2 separate regions of the Mus musculus genome follow, and region 2 is linked to region 1. The links are chromatin loops, found by intact Hi-C in ENCODE. Cell type or tissue: heart. All regions are shown on one strand.

Region 1 (2,500 bases):
GGCATTTGTCAGTGTTAGGGAATGTAGGAAAGTCTTTACTTACTTTATCCTTTGGGGTGTGTGTGTGTGTGTGTGTGTGTGTGTGTGTGTGTGTGTAGAGGGGGAGGGAGAGAGAGAGAGAAACTTCACGTATTATTCCTTAAGTTATCCACCTTTGTTTTGAGACAGGGCCATCCATTGCTATGAAATACGAAGTCTAGAGTCGTTAGGCAACAAATCCCCAGGGTTTGCTTGTCCCCACTTCTGAGGTTATGGGTTACAAGATTATAACAACACACTAGCTTCTTTTAATATGGATTCTGGAGTTCTCATGCTTGTAAAGCAAACATTTTCCTGACAGAGCCCAATGCCCAGGCCACCTTTCTTTGTAACTGATCCAGGTATGAGGCCGTCAAGATGGTGGATAACGTTGTTTTCCCACCCCAAAGCCAAGTTGCTTTTAGCTTTTCTTGGCTGTCCCAATGTGGCCCCTCATCCCTAGCTATTCCTTAAATCCTCATTGCCAGTGCAACAGTCTGGGCTAAGAATTTCCCATGCTACCTAGTTGCCTTCTCTTTCCTTCCTCCCTCTCTTTCCTTTCCTTTCCTTTCCTTTCCTTTCCTTTCCTTTCCTTTCCTTTCCTTTCCTTTCCTCTCCTCTTTCCTCTCCTCTTTCCTCTCCTCTTTCCTCTCCTCTTTCCTCTCCTCTTTCCTCTCCTCTTTCCTCTCCTCTTTCCTCTCCTCTTTCCTCTCCTCTTTCCTCTCCTCTTTCCTCTCCTCTTTCCTCTCCTCTTTCTTCTTCTCCTCTCCCCTTTCCCCCTTTCCCTCTCTCCTCTCCTCTCCTCTCCTCTCCTCTCCTCTCCTCTCCTCTCCTCTCCTCTCCTCTCCTCTCCTCTCCTCTCCTCTCCTCTCCTCTCTCTCCTTTCCCCTCTCTCCCTTTCCCTCTCCCCTCTCCCCTCTCTCCTCTCCTCTCCTCTCCTCTCCTCTCCTCTCCTCTCCTCTCCTCTCCTCTCCTCTCCTCTCCTCTCCTCTCCTCTCTCTCCTTTCCCCTCTCTCCCTTTCCCTCTCCCCTCTCCCCTCTCTCCTCTCCTCTCCTCTCCTCTCCTCTCCTCTCCTCTCCTTTCCTTTCCTCACAAGCTGTTCTAAATAAGCAGGAAGAAGGTGGGATGTGAGGCTGAGCCAGCAAGCAATCCATCTTACTTGAAGCCTTTTTGAAAGTTGTCTTCTATGCAAAAAGGCTAGACAAAGGGACTGAAAGTTTGATTCCAGCAGGAAGGGGACATGTCACTACTGATCTACCCTTGGGCATATTAAATAGACTCTGGCATCAGCTAAATCATTTCTGCAAGACTGAAGTATTTTGATAGAAATGGACAAGCAAGCAAAGAGATTTGCAAAAGATTTCTGCTCCCCCTTCCCCCTTTTGGGGTGTGGAGCGCAGACAGGCTTCTGATGAGGTCGGTGCAGAAACATAGACTTGGGCTCCCTCTGGTGGCATCATGGAGAATCATTACTTTGTGCTACCAATTCTTTCCAAGATGGCATTACTTGCTTTAACTGATATTAAGATTTTATTTCTGTAATGCACATCTAAACTGAAATACTAGTAAAGCAGAGGCATGAAGAGTTCAGTGTTAGCATCAAATATATGTCAAGTTCAAAGCAGGCTTGGGCTATCTGAAACCCTGTTTCAAATGGAGCAGGAGCTACAATAGCAACATATCTGGTCATGATGTAATTTCGATCCTTGGGAGGCTGAAGCAGGATTTTCATGAGTGTGATGCTACTATATAGTGCACATCAGGCTAGTTCTTGCTACATAATACAACTTTATCTGGGTAAAAACTAAGGAGCTGGAGAGATTATCCCTCAGATAGGAATACTTGCTGCTCTGGCAGAGGACCTGGGTTCAGCTCTTAGTGCCCACACAGTGATTCACAATGGTCTATATAACTCAGTTCTAGAGGATCAGATACCTCCTTCTGACTTCTGTAGGCACTACATACTTGTGGTACACTCCCATGCATACACACAGGCAAACCAGTCATAAAAAAATCTAAAACTTAGTTAAACAGGAAAGCATTATTTACAATTTATGTTTGACCTGGCACATATTTAGTCATTTCCTATGTATCTGCTCATTTAATTTTTAATTTCTAATTATCTATGATTCAATGATGTTATAATGTATAGCATATATTATAAAATAATTAAAATGGCTAGCCTTTATTCTTGGTGAGATTTGAAATAGTAGAAGTACTTTAAGGAAAAAGAGGAAGAGAGAAGAATAGAGGGGGAGGTAGGCTGTTATAGAAGGAGGAACAGGAGGAGGAGTTTTAATGCCACAATATGTCCAACTTAGCAGTTGATTATAAAAATGTTTTCTCTAAACTACATGGGTAATATTAACTCATTTTAGTGGTTTAGTTTGCTATTGTAGCATGTAATTTCTACTACCTTGCTATAAGTTCTAGGTAGACTATACTACCACCCTCTGCCAAGGAGCCACCCCAGATCCATGG
Region 2 (2,500 bases), 460 kb before region 1:
AGCACACTTGCTCCTTCTGCTTCCCTGCCCTCTCATATAATGCTCAGGCCTGTTCCTCCTGCAACCGACCGTGCACTGCCACAGACAGGCCCTGTGATAGGAGCGTCGACACTAAATAAATAACTACCATAGCAAGAAGAGCAATTGACATTTGCTTGGCCTTTGCAATTTACAGAGCTGTTTGCCATTTTGCATTACAGTTTTTGTCTTTACAATAACCATGTGGGGGGGTGGATATTGGGAGGCTTGTATTTGAGAGGATGGGCAGTCAGGGGTCTTGTTGGGCCTGTGTGAAACATACACGGTGTAGTTTGATTTACAGCTTCAAAAACCCTTTAGCTGAGGATGTAGTTCCATGGTTTGGCCCTTGTCTAGTAAGCATAGGACCCTAAGCTTGATCCTTGACCCCACTATGCAAAACAATCCTGACTTCAGGCTCCAAATCCAGGTCTTTCTTTTATTTTTAGATATTAAAAAAAAATTATGTGTGAGTGTGTGTGAGGTTTTTTGTTTTTTGTTTTTGTTTTTGTCTACACATATGTGTGTACTAAGTGCATACCTGTTTTCCACCAAGGTCAGAAGAGGGTGTCAGATCCTCTGGGACTACAGTTATTGGTTGTTATGAATGCTGGGGACCTACCCCAGGTCCTCTGCAAGATTAGTAAGTGCTCTTAACTGCTGGGTCAACTTTCTAGCCCTCTAAATCAATTTCTTTGAAAATATATAATTAATATAACTTAACTATGAGAACCAGTGGATCAAATCTGGCTCTACATTTTTTATTTTCAAACAGGAATATCCTTTGCCTAGACAAGGGATTCATGATACCCTTTGTTTCCCCCGAGGTGAGCTCAGACTCGGCATGGTTTACAGTAGCAGAAAAGCTATGAGAAAATCCTGTTTGTTCAAGGGTCTTTATTTAAATGGCATTTCAGTGTGTTAATCCTTTGTTATTGTTTGGGGAAGCTACTGGGAACTCTTGTGTGTATGTCTGTGTGTGTGTATGTGTGTGTGTGTGTGTGTGTGTGTGTGTGTGTATGCACACGCTGGTGCTTGTGTATGCATACTGTCTGTCCTCTCTCAGCTGTTATCCCCCTCTGGTGGTCATTGGCATAAATCCATCACCCGATGATTTAAAATCCCAAGAAAAAAGTCAATTCTGGGAAAGCAAGAGTGAACCATCATACACTTAAGCATGGTTTCTCTTTGCACATCTTCTAGGCGTGTCATTGGATGACTTGTCCCCTCCCATGGCTCACCTCACCCCAGGAGAGCAAAGCTCCTGAATTAATGGAAAGACAGTGGGCTTTGGTGGTGAACGATTGCATTCAGCTCTGCTACTTAATCTTGATATCCTTTAGGAATCTTTGTGTATAAAACAGGGTACTGACAAGCAACCCTATTCCAGGAGTAGAGTATAGATTATAAAAATAATGTATATAAAGTCTTTGAGGCATAGTAGGTGCTTAGTCACTATTTAGTTTCTGTCTCTCATCCATACATGGTTTGCTCTAATGTTGAGATTAGGCTTTGATTGTATAGCACACTTTTAACCAGATAACAATTTTGTCATGTTGTTCTCTAATAAGGATGACATTTGTTGTTGTTGTTGCAAGAAGGAAGCTAAGAAATTGAAGGGAGGAAATAAGATTTCTAGATTCCTTATCAGATCAGCATTAGGGCTTCCTAATGGGTGCACATCTTCCTCGAATTGAAGGAAAGGATATACGCTAGTATCTAGTGGGTCTTCTAATGCAACTAGACCCTCAGCTCAAGTATTTTATTTATTGAATTTCACAAAACCACAGTGAGATTGGCAACAATTTTATATTTGCTTTATAGATGATAAGACAGATCTAGAGAATTGAAGTTGCTGTAGGTTTCATGTCTAGGCCAGCTGGCTCCTGGCTTTTTCTGTCCCATTGTTTTGCTTTCCTGGAAGTCTTCATGGAGAGCCCATGGGTAAGAATTAATCAGGAGGAGCCCCAGTGCTCCCACCAGTTGATAAAAACCCACATGGTTTAGAGGGCCAAGCTTCTGCTGTCCTCCCAGTCATCCCTGTGTAAGAGACGGAAGGGTTTAAATAGTACCTGCCCAGTAATATAAAGCCAGTCCTCAGGCTTTGCCACTGGTCCTCCTGCTGGTGAGCCTGATGTTCATTATCATTTTGAGGAGTGTTTGAGGAGGGCTACCCAAGACACAATTCAGTGTAGGTTAGTTTAAGTGAGTTATAGCTGTCTTTGAATTAAACTGTAGAGCTGTCTATGGTTGGCTAATAAACACACAAAAGTTTTTACCCATCTTCTCAGGCTTTTTAGAGCAGGGGGAAATAGTGTTAGATAAGAGAAACAAAACATCATGAAGGAGGATGGGAAACACAAGAGAGGAAAATGCTTGAAGGATGCCGTGCCTTCCTGCCTTGTTAGGGAAGATCGGTATTCAGGTCCTTGACTCTCCAGCTTTGCAACCCCGGAGAAGTCATTATCTCCATGTAATGCAT

Evidence for each region. Peaks named below come from ENCODE experiments on the same cell type or tissue, not always from the same donor. Only the 100,000 strongest peaks of a DNase experiment are listed, where the experiment ranks them.
Region 2: it touches region 1 in a loop (11-fold over the local background); 4 of 42 quality-filtered maps call a loop at or near these places.

Annotation. Positions count from the first base shown.
Region 1 is chr12:89,449,669-89,452,168 of GRCm38, forward strand. The region is part of intron 9 of Nrxn3 (neurexin III); the gene reads left to right. Among named protein-coding and RNA genes, the nearest start is that of Gm40537, 480 kb to the left of the region's middle. In heart, a CTCF peak has its summit at 1,475 (motif pointing left); no DNase peak of the experiment used is centred here.
Region 2 is chr12:88,986,188-88,988,687 of GRCm38, forward strand. All of the region lies in intron 3 of Nrxn3 (neurexin III), which reads left to right. Among named protein-coding and RNA genes, the nearest start is that of Gm40537, 15 kb to the left of the region's middle. In heart, no CTCF peak of the experiment used is centred here; no DNase peak of the experiment used is centred here; H3K27ac peaks cover 452 bases.